Linked DNA regions of Homo sapiens: region 1 is linked to region 2. A link is an interaction called in ENCODE POLR2A ChIA-PET data of the cell type or tissue named here. Cell type or tissue: CD4-positive, alpha-beta T cell. All regions are shown on one strand.

The links. Peaks named below come from ENCODE experiments on the same cell type or tissue, not always from the same donor. Only the 100,000 strongest peaks of a DNase experiment are listed, where the experiment ranks them.
Region 1: POLR2A ChIA-PET joins it to region 2 with 21 read pairs; 7 of 35 experiments call an interaction of 5 or more read pairs at or near these places.

Annotation. Positions count from the first base shown.
Region 1 is chr5:143,430,924-143,438,923 of GRCh38, reverse strand. It overlaps a transcript of NR3C1 not described here. Among named protein-coding and RNA genes, the nearest start is that of NR3C1, 31 kb to the right of the region's middle. RefSeq lists an enhancer at 3,466-3,665 and a silencer at 4,146-4,195. In CD4-positive, alpha-beta T cell, no CTCF peak of the experiment used is centred here; DNase peaks (open chromatin) are centred at 3,483 and 4,143; H3K4me3 peaks cover 2,357 bases; H3K27ac peaks cover 2,387 bases.
Region 2 is chr5:142,998,591-143,006,590 of GRCh38, reverse strand. All of the region lies in intron 11 of ARHGAP26 (Rho GTPase activating protein 26), which reads right to left. Among named protein-coding and RNA genes, the nearest start is that of ARHGAP26-AS1, 130 kb to the right of the region's middle. RefSeq lists an enhancer at 4,144-4,213. In CD4-positive, alpha-beta T cell, CTCF peaks have their summits at 3,155 and 3,355; DNase peaks (open chromatin) are centred at 3,490, 4,000 and 4,410; H3K4me3 peaks cover 569 bases; H3K27ac peaks cover 4,315 bases.

The DNA of each region.
Region 1 (8,000 bases), 430 kb before region 2:
TATTGCTTTAATTTTTAATTATCTATTTTGCTTTGATAATGGGGACTTGCTTTATTCTATTAATTTATTTTGGATGGCACTCTGTTTCATTAGCTTAATGGTTTAGAATTAGTGCCAACGAGGCCAGAGTATTTGGTTTCATCCATTCATTCAATAAATATTGTTTGAGCTACCTACACATCAGGGACTGTTCTAGGTGTTCAGCAGACCACATAAACAACACAAATAAAAACCCTGCCGTCGGCCGGGCACAGTGGCTTACACCTGTAATCCTAACACTTTGGGAGGCCAAGGTGGGCAGATCATGAGGTCAGGAGTTTGAGACCAACCTGGCCAACATGGTGAAACCCCGTCTCTACTAAAAATACAAAACTTGGCCAGGCATGGTGGTGGACACCTGTAGTCCCAGCTACTCGGGAGGCTGAGGCAGGAGAATCGCTTGAACCCGGGAGGCAGGAGGTGCGATGCGCTGAGATCGTGCCATTGCACTCCAGCGTGGGTGACAGGGTGAGACTCTGTCTAAAAAACAAAAACAAACAAACAAAAAACCCTAGCCACATGGAGTTTATACTCTGGAAGAAGAGGGTGGAGATAGACAACAAATAAGTATAATAATATATGGTATCTGAAATGGTAATAAGTGCTACAGAGAAAAATAAAACAAGAACGGGGATAGACAGGGTGGGGCTAGAAAAGGAGCCTTAATTTTCAGTAGGATGATCAGATATTTGACCAGAAGAGTCTCTGATGAGAGAAGGCTTGAGCAAAAACCTGAAAGAGATAAGGAGTAAGGGCAGCTGAGGGATGTGTGCAAACAGAGTGACCCTGCCTGGGGAGAGGCATGTGGCTGGGAGAGGCCAGGGAGAGGACAGTGGCTGAAGCATGATGAGTGAGGAGGAGGCTCAGAGAGGCTGGGGTCCAGATCTTGTAGGGCTGGGAAGGCCGTTGTAAGGACTGTGGCTTTAAGTGTGAGTGAGGTGAAAAGGTTTTTCTTTTCTACTGGGGATGCATTTTCACATGACCCCATTGGCTGCTGGGTGGAGAAGAGCGCATTCCAGGGCAAGGGCAGGAACAGGGCCAGGACTAAAAGAGGCTGTTGCTAACCCAGGCAAGAGATGACAGTGGCTGGGGTCATGCTGCTAGCAGCCAAGCAAATATAGGATAGAGATGGATATATCTTGAAGCTAGAAATCACAGGATTGGATCAATGGCCTGGATATGAGGTGTGCGAGAACATGAGGACTCAGGATGATTCCTAGACTTTCGAAGTCCTAAGCAATTGAAAGGATAGAGTTGGAATTGCTCTAAAGTGAATAGGAGAAGGCTGCAGGAAAAACACAGTTGTTTGTTATGAGTAGGGACCAGAAGTTCAGTTTTGAATAACTTTGAGATGCCTACTAAATATCCACCTGGACATGATGAGTAGGCTGTTGCGTATGTGAGTCTGGAGTTCGGAAGAGACATCCAAGTTGCTGACATAAATTTCGGTCTTCAGTGTAGAAATTTGATTTAAAGCCATTGGGTTAAACAAACCAACCAAGGTAAGAGTATTTGCAGGTAAGAGAAGAGACCCAAGGACTTAGCCCTAAGGCACTCCAGCATTATGATGTAGGGGAGATGAGGAACCAGCAAAGGAGGCTGAATGGAAACAGAGAAGGAATGGCGAGTTCTGTGCAAGAGACAGGAAGAAAGAGAATGCAAAATGGTCAAACAATAAATAATTAAGTTGAATTAGATGGTAAAGAAATAAATGCAAGGAAATGCAAGGCCATAGTCACTGGGCAGACAGAGTAAAAGAACATGATGAATCAGGTGAGATTAATCACCCCTCCTGGAACTATCAGAAAAAGATACTCACTGACAGTGAGGCAGTCATGTTAGTCCCCAAGTTGATGACTAATGGAAACTAAGGTCACAGTGCACATTAATTTCTTTTGAAGCAAAGGATAAAAACAAACAAAATATAAAAGATTAAGATGTAAACGTTAGTGTACACTAATTCAGAGAAGAATTAAATGATTTTTAAAACTTCAAGAAGGAGGACAGCATTCTAAATGCATTGTTCTAAAACGATAGTAAGATGGGATAAATAGTCACACTAGGGTGATGATTTTGGATGTGTTAAATTTGTCACTTTGAGACCAGATATGCTCCATTTCACTTCATGCCAGCTTTTAAGAACATATATCATAGAAAAAGAGAAAAGAAACAGTTGAATCAAAGTGAAGAGAAATATTGTGAAGCAAATAAATCCAGGGAAAAATTAATAAAACCCTATTCCCACCCTAAAAAAAAGAAACTAAAAGAAGTGCAAATATAAAGTTCAATAGGAGTCATTAGAGATTGTAAATTGGGCTCTGAGCTTCCTACCAACAAAAGCACAAAGGAAAATATGATCACTGGTATTAAAAAAAAACACCTATGGTTTCCAAAAGATTAAAACAAACCAGCAGTTTTATAGAAGCTAACACTAAAATCTAAAGGAACTACGTTCTATGGAGCCACTTAATATGGATAAACACTTTGACAATATTCTTTCAACAACTACAGTAACAAGTTTCTTAGAGTCCATTTCTTTTTACATCCATAATGAATTGTAAATCTTTTCTACTTCTTAAGTAAAACATCACCACTTAATTCTGGTAACTTTTCCATATTAACTTTTTAGAACAATTGCAAACGTACCATAAATGATTGTTGTCACAGTGGTAACTATTTGACCCTGACTGTTATTTTGTATATAGCAGCTTTTAAAATAAAAAGGCAACAAGTTTCTAGGCGTAATTTCCACAGATCTTTTATGTAAAACAATGACATCCTTTGCAACTTCTGCCATTTAATCTATCTCAAGCAAGCTCTCTGGAAACAAATCTATTTGAAAGATTCTATTGTAATTAGAAATCAGGGTAACTGAATGCACTAGATGAAAACCTTCTGACTGGGGCCAATGAAGTCAATAAAGTCAAAACTGCTGTGAATGCTCAACTGTCTGCAGATCAGATGTCTTGGGATGGAATCCGTTCTCGAGGCCACCATCATTAATATCAATTTGGCCATGTAATACAAGCCTCACTTGTTCCACTGTTACAAATGTGCTTAAAACTGAGCTCATTTACAATCCAAATACATATGTAGGATGGTAACCAAGGCATCACACTAATTTAGGTATTATGTTTTAGGGGGAACAAAAGGTATGTTAATATTTTATTCATCTCCAAATTAACTATAAATTGTGCATTCTTGCATAGATCCTCCTTGGGAATGAGAAATTAGGAAAATCCAGTTGTTAAAATGAATGCCTAAAATCAAAATAAAATTTGTTTTTCTGGCACCTGCTTGATGACACAGACTAATAACCAATGACAAAATTGCCCTTGAACCCAAGTTTTCATTTCCTCCTATTGTGTGGTCAGGTTATGTAAGGGTTTGCTTTCACCCCATTCAAAAGGTACCTCTTCCTCTTCTCTTGCTCCCTCTCGCCCTCATTCTTGTGCCTATGCAGACATTTGAGTAGAGGCGAATCACTTTCACTTCTGCTGGGGAAATTGCAACACGCTTCTTTAAATGGCAGAGAGAAGGAGAAAACTTAGATCTTCTGATACCAAATCACTGGACCTTAGAAGGTCAGAAATCTTTCAAGCCCTGCAGGACCGTAAAATGCGCATGTGTCCAACGGAAGCACTGGGGCATGAGTGGGGAAGGAATAGAAACAGAAAGAGGGTAAGAGAAGAAAAAAGGGAAAGTGGTGAAGGCAGGGAGGAAAATTGCTTAGTGTGAATATGCACGCATTCATTTAGTTTTCAAATCCTTGTTGAGCATGATAAAATTCCCAGCATCAGACCTCACATGTTGGTTTCCATTAGGATCTGCCTGGGGGAATATCTGCTGAATCAGTGGCTCTGAGCTGAACTAGGAAATTCACCATAATTAGGAGAGTCACTGTATTTCTCTCCAAAAAAAAAAAAGTTATACCCGAGAGACAGGATCTTCTGATCTGAAATTTTCTTCACTTCTGAAATTCTCTGGTTTGTGCTCATCGTTGGTAGCTATTTGTTCATCAAGAGTTGTGTAGCTGGCTTCTTCTGAAAAAAGGAATCTGCGTCATATCTAAGTCAGATTTCATTCTGGTGCTCTCAGAGCAGTTAGCCCAGGAAAGGGGCCAGCTTCTGTGACGACTGCTGCAGAGGCAGGTGCAGTTTGTGTGCCACAGATATTAACTTTGATAAGCACTTAATGAGTGCCTTCTCTGTGCGAGAATGGGGAGGAACAAAATGCAGCTCCTACCCTCCTCGGGCTTTAGTTGTACCTTAATAACAGGAATTTTCATCTGCCTGGCTCCTTTCCTCAAAGAACAAAGAAGACTTTGCTTCATTAAAGTGTCTGAGAAGGAAGGTAGGTTATATTTTTATTCCCATTCTATAGCTGGGTAAAGTGAGTTCTAACAAAGTTACTTGTTAAAGGTCACTCAGAGGTCAGAGCATCAGAAAAAAAGACAATCACAAGGCTGATGTTGTGTGCTGGATAGTTTAAACTGAACAGGAAGAAAACATTTTTGTGGGCTTTATCTAAAAAGAAATAGTTTGCTCTGAGTTTCTCAGTTTCATTTATTCAGCAAGTATGTGCCAAGTGCTATTGTAGGCAATGAAGATACAGCAGGGAACAAAACAAAACTGACATGGAGCTTCCAACTAGAAAGGAGAACGAGACAACGCGTTTTAAAATATATATAATGTGTTAGGTAAAAAGTGCTATAAGGAGAGCTAAAACACAATGAGAGGCTAGAAGAGTGATAGTGGCGGAGGGGCTTCTCTGAGGAGATGACATTTGATCAGGGGTCTGAATAAAGTAAAGAGGCCAGTTATGTGAATATCTGGAAGACTCAAGGGGCAGGGCGGAAATAGCCAGTAGAAAGGCCCTGAGGTAGGAAGGTGTGTGGCAAGTTTGAGGAAAAGGAAAGACAGTCTGACTGGAGCAAAGAGAACTGGAGCTGAGGCCATCAAGGCAGCCAGGAGCCAGGTGCAGACTGGGCTTTGACTCTGCCTGCAGGGAGGAACTGCTGAAGGTTCCAAGCAAAGGACCGCCCTGACCTGCCTTAGGTTTGAACAGGATCCCTCTGGCTGGTGTGTGAAGAATTAACTGTAGATGGGCAAGTGTGGAAGGAAGGAGAGCAGTCAGGAAGCTGCCATAACCATCTACATGAGAGAGGTAAGGCCTCAGATGGAGGGGAGCAGTGGAATGGTGGAAAGTGTTTATTTTGAATGTTAAGCCTGCAGGAGTTGCTGGAGGATTGGACATGGGGGATGAGAAAAAGAGAGAGGCTTACAGATCAGGTAATTTAGCTGATCTTAAGCCCCTTACAGCTTAATATTATTCCAAGGTGCCAATAACAGCCAAGGTAAACAACCTTGTCTTGGACATTCTGCCTTTATTTGCCCACACAAGATGAAATTAAATATATATATATATATATAATTTAAATAAATAAATTATATATATATATAATTTAAATAAATAAATTATATATATATATATTTAGTGCTGTTTCCATCAGCTACTAGCTGAGACACTTGGGCAAATGAGGGTGATCTCCAGTCCTCAGTATCCTTGCTGTTAATGAGAGATGGTCATTTCTTCTCTGCCTAGCTCAAAAGAATATGTTAAATAAAACTCTGTGAACTTTAGGCAGCACAGGCTTAGGGCTTCTTAGTAACATCATCAGCACCATCAGAGTTAACTTCATGAGTCAGTTGAGTTGCCTTTGGGGTATATCATTAACAGATTCCAGGAAGCTCCCCTGCCCAAAAGCCTCCCACCAATGGCCTGCCTTGTTGAAAGAATTACACAATTAGCCCAATTCCTTTCCATTAAGGCATTGTGGACTCCAAACATCCTCCTTTAAAATGGAAACTAAATCGAGCTACTGTCAGTCATTTGTCCTTTTAGGTGACGTTATATATCAGATCACTTTTCTGCCATTAGAGCTAGTTGAAGTTTGAATAGGGAAAAGGAACGAATGAACGTGGGGCAGAGAACGCAATAGTCGGTGGGTTACTCAGTAGGCTGTGGACAGATGGAGAGGATCCCGGTGGGAGGAGCCTCTAAAGATAAACTTTCTATGGGAAAATGTTGACAGATTTACCTGAGTCATGGTTTTTCTTACACCTCATAAAAATGAAGGCTTCCAAGGGCAGCTCCTTGAAATAGCTGTAACAAGTAGCCACAGAAGTTGAGTTGCTTAAAGAAAAACATTGAATTCATGGGGAACCGTACGCTTTAATAGCCCCTTTGGCTTACTTTGTTTAAACAAACTCATCCCGAGCATCTCACACTTCACCAATTTTGAGTGTCCCTGCTTTACCTCAGCCTTTTAAAGAGTGTCTTTCCCCTAAATATTTCTGGAAATGCCTAAGGGTGCTGACGTGCAGCCAGAAATAGTTCACTTCTGTCCCCACTATGGCAGGAATCCATGGACCAAGGCTCTGATGTTTCCACAAAGATGCCCCTCAGGACTAGAAATCTGTCCCCATCCCCGTTGCCACCACAGTCACCATCACCTGGAAATCCTGCAGGACCAATGTTTGTGAATTTGGAATATATGCTAGATGCCTTACTACCTTGTTATGACCTTATTTCTTTATAGCACTTTTAACCTAGCGCATTACATATTTTAAATGTATAATTCAGCGATCCAGATCACTGGTCCAGTGTCACCTCCCACTCAGCAAAGTGAGATGAACACACTTGGTGCTACATTCAGCTAGGCTGGCACTGTAGATGCACCCAGTCCCAGGTATTCTAGTGGCTCATGACAGGGCTTCCTCACTGGAGACATGCTGAGCCAAGCAAGGCAGTTTTTACCACCAACCCTGATAGTCGTACACATATTCTGCTCCTCCACCCCCACCAAGGTTGAAACTCCGCTCCTGTCAGCTTTGCAGCTACCACCACCCCCTCAGGGAGAGTCATCTCTGTTCCCAAACCCATATAAATGTCATTCAAAGCCAGAGGATGTAATTGCTGTAGTAATTGTTATAGTCCACTCATCCAGGGGCCCCACTGCAAAGCTGATTAAACCATAGTGTTACTACCTTTTACAGAGTTATTATTCTTCCAAATCAACCCACTGCACCTTTCTCCAAGGCTACAAAAGTGCCCCTAGGGTGGCTGTGTACAGGCAAGTTTTGATGTCAGCTGGGAAACTACCTATAACCCCCACTCTCTGCTAACACCAACTTTTCTTTTTCTATTTTATTTTATTTTATTTTACTTTAAGTTCTGGGATACATGTGCAGAACGTGCCGGTTTGTTACACAGGTATGCATGTGCCATGGTGGCTTGCTGCACCTATCAACCCACCACCTAGGTTTTAAGCCTCGCATGCATTAGGTATTTGTCCTGATGCTCTCCCTCCCCTTACCCCCCACCCCCTGACAGGCCCGGGTATGTGATGTTCCCCTCCCTGTGTCCACATGTTCTCATTGTTCAACTCCCACTTATGAGTGAGAACATGCATAACACCAATTTTTCTTATTGGAATTGTAGTGCCAGTTTAGTTCTTCAGTGGAAGCACTTGTTCTTCTCTATAATCTGTTCTCCATCTGGGAACACCCTACTTTCTCAGACATAGGTTTGCAGTGCATTGGTGGGCAGGATTTCAGTCCTTTCTCTGAAAGTTCCTAAGCCCTATTGAAAAATGAATGCACTGGGGAAGGGTGTGGCCCATCTCTCTCCCCAGAAGCTCCTGAGCCACATTTCTTACCCAGTCCCGGAACCCTGGTATCCTAAACCATGTCTGAACCTGTACCCCTGTGGCCCCAGAAAGGGACCAAACAGTACATCCCATGAAACCACAAAGAGATCATAACCTTCTCCTCTCTCCTCCCACATCTCTACATAAACAACATTTATATAGATGACTGAATTCAAGATACGTTTATTTGGTACTGATGGTCAACTGGAAGTTCCTAAGCAGAATTACTTATAATGTGGGACTGTGTTTT
Region 2 (8,000 bases):
ATACTCTGCCAGGCTTTCCCTTTCCACTGCTACCACTGTTGTACTTGCTGTCTTAGGGAGGCTCCCTCAAATGTGAAACCAATAAAAATATAGTTGATGGCACTTCCCAAAGACCGATTCCTGAACCAATGTCAAGACCTTGCTCTTACCCTGTAGAATTATACATAAAGGGGGTTCAGTAACTAGCACATAGCCAGCCACTCAGAAAGTACTGATTGGATAAATAGAGAGCATAAGAGAGAAACTGCAATTAAAAAAAAAAAAAAAAAAAAAAGAAAAAACACTAAAGGTGGAGTTGGTGAGGACAATGCATTGGCCAGACAGAAAAGGAAAGCTAGATGTGTGCTCAGGTGTCCAGGTGACCGCTTTGTTCTCCCCAACACCTGGCAAATTCTCTATGAATCTTTCTTACAAGGGAGTGGAAACAGACAATTCAGGCCTTCCTAAGAGAAAACAGGATACAGATTTATCTTATTTGGCTTAACTCAAGGCTATCAAAATCCCTCACATAGCCATTTATTTTCTATGTTCCACCCCTGTGTGTTAGCTCTACATCCACCAGGTGACAACGAATGCTTCTAATAGTTTTGAAGCCTATGGTACCACTGGGGAGTTCTGAAATAAGGGCTAAGAAAGGGGTTCTGTACCTGTTGGTGCCGAGTCCCTTCCCCTACACAATCAGAGGCATCTCAAGACTAGGCAGTCTCTTAGAAAATGGCCCAATAAAAAGTGACCAAATGGCTGTGCTCCTACAGCCATCCAAAAGACAGAGTCTTTTAACAGCCCCGGAAGCGTTCTTGCTGGTGAATAAAAACTGCTGCTTGCTGTTCAAAACATGATTACAACAATGATGATGAATAGAAAAATAAACTTTCTTTTCCATTAGTTCAAGCATTGCCTGTTGCTTTGTACCTTGTGGATATAAGCAACTTATCTCTTAGTATTATTCCTCAGTAACATTGGGGGAAAAAAGTGCTCTGGACACCCGTGAATACTACTGTTCAACATCCATGCACCTCTTTTTCCAGGGATACCACCCTCATTTTCCTTGGGGAGCCACCTCCCTGCCAAGGCAAGTTCATATGGTTTGGGTGGGGCTGATCCCAACTCCATCTTCAGGTTTGTTGCATGTGATCCAGACTATGCATCCTACTGCACATATGATTGGCCCAAGCCAAACTCAGCCGATGACACTCACTCATTTTTTATTACAACTATGGGAAATGAGGCCTTGTGTTGCTAGGAAAACAGGATGCATACCTGAAGCTTTTGAGGCCAACTTCGGCTACCACACAGGCAAAGCCTTGAGCAGAAAAGGTCAAACAAAGAAATGCAGGGCCATGAATGAAGGGACATGGGATTCTGATGGTATCATTTGAGCCCTTTTATCTTAACATATCAGAAGCTCATCCCTGCTCTTTCTATAGTATATCAATAACATACTTTTTATTTTTTAGTTGTGTTTCTGTTGCTCACAGACAAGGGTTGTGGTAATTTTTTTTTTAAGTGCATGACAGAAAAGCCTACTTGTGCTTTATAGGGAACTCTAGAGTGAAGGAGAAAAATGTGCAACAAAGTTGAACGAGAAACTGTGCTGTCATCCTTGAATTTCCCATTCCTTCTACCTCACATATCCAATCAGTTCCTAGTTGTATCACTTCTATTACTTTCATATGTCTTGAACCTATTCCTCATCCCCACTTCTTCTTCTATTGCCCAAGGTCAGATTGTTTTTGCCTTCTCACCTAGACCTTGACATTGGCTATATCCTGGTTCTTGTTGGCTCCACCCTCTGGCTCTGCTCACTTGCTCTGCAAGATGTGTTTCCCTAAACCACAGTGTTGGTTGGAGAAGAGAAGGCTTCAAAACATCACAATACCAGTCTTCAGATTCTCAAAGGGCAGTGATGTGACAAAGGGGAAATCTTATTGTGCTGAACAGAGATGAAGGTCAGGGTGGAGTCCCCAGGAAGGCAGATTTCAGCCGAACATAAATGACTGACAGGAGCTCTTCATGGTCCACTAAAGCAGGAGGCTGACCCAGCATCCTCTTACACACAGACCTAAGCCCCCTTCTGTCTAGAAGGCATCCCGGGCATTCCTGGGCTGATTAATTTCGCTGCATTTGGGGTTTAATCATTGTCAGCCTAACCCTTTCACTGGTATAGGCCCTGGACAGATTCCAAAACAGGGAGAAATGGATTTGGATGAAGTTGAGTCAAGTGGTGGATGGAGCATGCTGTGGCTTTGGAAACTTGGCATTAAGGTCTGTGTTAAAGCAAACTAAATATGGCCTGAGAAGGACTCCATGCTCCTATATCTGAGTCCTTGTGGACTAACTGTAACCTAACTTAATAGGTAGACAAGGTTGAAAACCTAACTTAGGAAAATTTACCTATAACAACAGCTGAGTCTTGGCCAATCCCAGCAGCCATACCTCAACCACTTATACACTGATGAGTGTTCAAACTATGTTCAAATAAGGCAAACACCAAGCTGTAACCAATCCAGTTGTTTTTGTACCTTACTTCTGATTTCCGTACGTCACTTTCCTTTTTTTTTTTTTTTTTTTTTGTCTATAAATTTGTTCTGACCACGAGGCATCCCTGGAGTCTCTCTGAATGTGTGGTGATTCTGGGGGCTGCCCAATTCGCAAATTGTTCATAGCTCAATTAAACTCCTTTAAATTTAATCTGGATGAAGTTTTTATTTTGTCACCTGGTTCTACCACTTTTGAACTATGCGCCCTTAGATAATCATTCAACATTTCCGAGTCTGCTTTCTCATTGCAAAGTAGAGCTAAGTAATAATACTTATGAGAGTATTAACAGAATTTAAAATAGTTATCACAGGGACTGGAGGTGCTCAAAAACGTTATTTCCCTTTTCCTTACTCCACAAATATTTCCTAACTTACTTGATGGCTGCAGACAACCTTAATCTCTCGTTTCTTTGATCTCTTACTGCTCCTACAGTCTATATTCTACAGAATTTAATACTTCCAAATAAAATTTTTCATTCTTATCATTTCCAATCTCCAATCAAGGTTAATTTTACATTTCTATGGGGCAGGGTTTAGGGGAAGTGATCTATGCGGCATCTAAATGTTTGCATATATTCAGTGTCCAAGAAATTATTCCTCATTAAAGGACAAGGGGCTTAAGGATGCGCATTCCTTCGTCTGGGTCTTTCTCTGCAGGTCAGAGGCAGGTCATGATGACCTTGATGAGCAAATTATCCTTATGGCAATGCTTTCACATTTTGAGTGTCACTGGCACTTACCGCAGTTCTCTGTGAGAAATTTCAAATTAAGCTGATATAGTTTCAAGAGAAAAGGTGAAACAGCTCCTCCTGGAGCATGTAGGTGGTAGGTCACACCCCAATAACCAGTGAAGGAGTAGGCCATTTATTTTAACTTGTTTTTGGTTCTGGTGAATTAGGCACAGGCTAACTGTTCTGGGATTATTAACACTGATTGTTGTGGGTGCTTCTCCTCCGCTACCCCGTGACTTTGATTTGTGTGTTACATAAACACTGTTGCCATAGTTATAATTCAGGAAGCTTTGTTGTTTGACCTTAAGAAAAATTCAACCTCAAATCAGGATAACACTGACTCTCTAGACCACAATAGACCATCAGAGGGTAGGATCTGCCAAATTTCTTCAAGCTTCTAGAAGGAACTACTGTATTTTGGGTAACAAGCAAGCAACAAGAGGAGGAAATGCTGCAATGTTATGCAATTTCCTTGCATTTCATATTCAGCAATCCTGAAAACCTTTATAAGCAACTTCCCTAGCTTTCAACCGAAGATTGGAGTCACAGCCAACATAAACAAAAACTGGATGCAAAAGAGGAAGAAAGAAATCTAAGTAATGTACAAGTCAGAAAAGTGTTTCAGGAAATTTTTAAAGGCAGCAGAAAGGGCAAAAGCTCATTTGCTATCAAGTGCATGACAGTTAAGTAGATGGCGTGCAAGCTGACATGTATGTAGGATGTGGCCAGGTCACAGTGTGAGGAGTCTTACGGCTCTAGCACTTCCTGGCTTCAGGCTGATGCAACATTAAAAAGTGGATGTGAACCCACTCATCTGTCAGCATGCCGTTTTCATGGTGAGAGGAGAGACCACCTCCCATCCTCCCAAAAGAAACTGAAATACTAAACAGAGAATGTCTTTATGTGCTCCCCTCCCCAACCCCCAACCCCCAACCCCCAACCCAGTGTTTTTGGAAATAGTTATACAGCTCTGTTAGCAGAAGAGAGAACCTTGCTCTTTTGTGCTTTAGAAAACTGCATATGAGAAATTCCTCGGGATGGTATGCAGCACACCAAAGTAGGAGCTCATAAGGCTCTTCTGCTGCCCAAGTGGGTCCCAGCCCAGGAGAAACAACGGGCAGAGAGTGAGTCACAGCACTATGCAGCTCCTTTCAACCTCCAGTCCCTTCTTCCAGGAGGTTCCGGGCAGTGGCATGCATAGCTGTCTTCATTGCAACTCGAGGCTGATGCAGTCAGACAAACTCAAAGCACGTTCATGATCGCCTTCATCCCCACAATGCCCCTTGGAGAGGCAGAAGGTGAATGTTATGTTATCCAACACAGACACAGGGAAAGGTGACTTCTTCCCTTGCCACAAACAGCTGTCAGTTCAGAGGACTGCATTTCTAGATCTATGACTCGAAGCTGAGTTTCCTACCCCAAATCCAAAAATAATCTTGATGCCAACTCGTATGCATGCAACAAGAGATTCTGAGAATATTCACTCTTTTATTCTGTTGCTTTGAGCTGGCAGTAAAGGGTATCCCCAGCACTGTGATCACATGGAGAATCTCAGTATTCTCCCACAACTCCCAAGGAGCAGAATGAGGTTTCTAAAATGGAACTGTAGATTCTAGAATTCTGCACTCTGTGTGGGTCCCCCACCTCCATCACAGGCAGAATCCACTCCACTTCCGACTCCAGGAATAGTGTGACTTAGGCCAGCCAGAACAGCACATTTACTCCCAATCCACATACCCTTATAAAAATTCTCAAACATACAGAAAAGATGAAAGAAGAGACAGTAAACATGCATATACCCATCACCTCCATTCTACAGTTGTTCATATTTTGCTATATTTGCCTTATCACATATCTAGCCATCTTTCTATCATCCATCAGTCCATCTTGCTTTTTAATAAATTTTAAGAGGAGTTGCAGATATCAGCACTTTTAAACATTTCAGAACACATATCATCTAAAGTTCAATATTTGTCCATTTTTAAATGTAAAATGTACATACAATAAAATACATAATTCTTAAGCATGCCAATCATGAATTGTGACAATTTCATATACCCATGTAAGCTAAACCTCTATCAAGATAGAAACATCAGCTCAGATAGTTCCCTCAGACCTCCTTCCATCTTACTCCCACCCCTCACACACCCCATGCACTGGCAACCACTGTTCTGTTTTGCACCCCCAATTAGTTTTGCTTATTCTAGATCACTATACAAACAGACTTACATCATATATATTCTTTTATAGCTACTCTGTTTCACTCAGCATAAATTTTTTTTTTTAAGTTCTGGGATACATGTGCAGAACATGCAGGTTTGTTACATAGGTATACATGTGCCATGTTAGTTTGCTGCACCTATCCACCCATCATCTAGATTTTAAGCCCTGCATGCATTAGGTATTTGTCCTAATGCTCTCCCTCCCCTTGCCTCCCATCCCCCAACAGGCCCTGGTGTGTGATGTTCCCCTCCCTGTGTCCATGTGTTCTCACTGTTCAACTCCCACTTATGAGTGAGAACATGTAGTATTTGGTTTTTTGTTCCTATGTTAGTCTGCTGAGAATGATGGCTTCCAGCTTTATCCATGTCCCTGCAAAGGACATGACCTCATTCTTTTTTATGGCTGCATAGTATTCCATGGTGTATATGTGCCCCATTTTCTTTATCCAGCCTATCATTGATGAGCATTTGAATTGGTTCCAAGTCTTTGCTATTGTAAATAGTGCTGCAATAAACATACGTGTACATGTGTCTTTATAGAATGATTTATATGATTTATAATCCTTTTGGTATATACCCAGTAATGGGATTGCACTCAGCATAAAATTTTTAATATTCATCCATGTTGTGGTGTGAACCAATACCTTTAGTCCTTTTTACTTCTGAGTTGAAATTTAATGTTTGAATATACCATAGTTTTATCAATTCCTCTGTTGATGGACACCTAGGTGGTTCCCTGTCTGTAGCTATCATAAAGCTGGTCCAAAGGTTTTTGTACAAATCTTTTTGAAGACATGTGTTTTCACTTCTCTTAGGTAAATACCTAGGAGTGGAACTGCTGGATTCTACAGTAGAGTTTTTTGTTATTAAACAGAAAACTTCCAAGCCTTTGTCGACAGTAGTTGTGCCATTTTACTTACACCCCCACCAATAATGTATGAGAGTTTGGGTTGCTTCACATCCTCACCAGCACTTGCCAATCTTTTCATTGTGTTGTCAATCTTCTACTTTTAGCTGTTCTAATGGGTATGCGTAGCAGTATCTTATTATAGTCTCAAACTGCATTTTTCTGATGATCCATGATGTATACTTTTTCATGTATGTATTGGGCCATCTTTTGTCCGGCGTTTCTTCAAGTCTTTTTTCTGTCTTTTAGTTAGGTTCTTCTTTTTATTACTGAGTTTTATGGGTTCTCTATACATTCTGGATATGTCCTTTGTCAGATATATGGTTTGCGAATATGTCCTCTTATTCTACAGCTTGCCAGTTGATTTCTTAATGGTGTCTTTTGATAAGCACTAGCTTTTAATTTAAATCAAGTCAATTTTTTTTCATGTTTTTGTAGGGCTATCACTTTCTATGTCCTATTACATAACTTTTGCCAATCCCAGATCGCATAGATTTTGTCCTATGTTTTCTTCTGAAGGCTTTATAGTTTTAGATTTTATGTTTATAACCTACCTTGATATTTTTTTAACCCCCACAGCAGCCAGAAAGAAAAATTCACCTTGAATTAATCCCCCTAGTTAGCCTAGTTTATAAACATTATTTAGAGGTGCTTCTGAGTCATAACCTAGATTTGAAACTCACTGGTTTTAAATACAAATTTAGGAAAAAGTAGCCTTAACCCGCCTCACTCTCCTCTTTCTCCTTCCCCCAAAACAGTTCTCATATTATAAAATTGATTCATATATCCTTTGGGAACCCTCACTATATTAATAAAACTGAGATCTGCCTCCTACCCCCTCAGCTAAAAGGACAAGCAGGTAAGTGTGCTGAGCATTGTAAAGATCTATATGCTCGAGGCTAATTTTCAGGGGACTCACCTAACTACATGGCCATCTATAAGCTATGATTTGAATGGGCAGGGAGCCCTGGGAGCTAACAAGTATAGTGGCCCTAATCAGTCACTGCCTTACTGTGGGACCCGGATCAAACCTCTTCGTCTCTCTGTATCTTAATTTCCTAAGGCATCAAAAGGGGGGCCTGAAACAAACCAGCTTTGAAATGCCATACTCTTAGTCCCTATAATTTTTAATATTTCACCATCATGAATGAACCCCTTTAGGTCCTGAAGGGCTCTCTATGCACTTTAATAATTTCATATATACATTAGGATGGTAACATCTCAAATCTTACCAGCAAACAGCAAAATTGGGATCTGCTGACAGTTGACTAGGAATAAGGTCCTGCAAATGTTGGAGGGAGTAGGAACTGGAAAGGAAAGGGACAGCAGGTTGGAAAGCTGCTGATCAGACTAGCTCACCGTCTCGTGTTGCACAGGCCATATTCTGCCTTCTTGTTTCAGTTCTCATACTGTAAACAAATGTTCTTTTCCTTTTTCTTTTTTTTTGTTCTTTTTTTAGGGGGTGGGGAAACAGGGTCTTGCTCTGTCACCCAGGCTGTAGGGCAGTGGCTCGATCACAGCTCACTGAACAATGCTCACTGAACAATGTGGTTTAAAGTTGACCTGGATGAAACAGGTTGTTAGTATGTTCACATCAAAA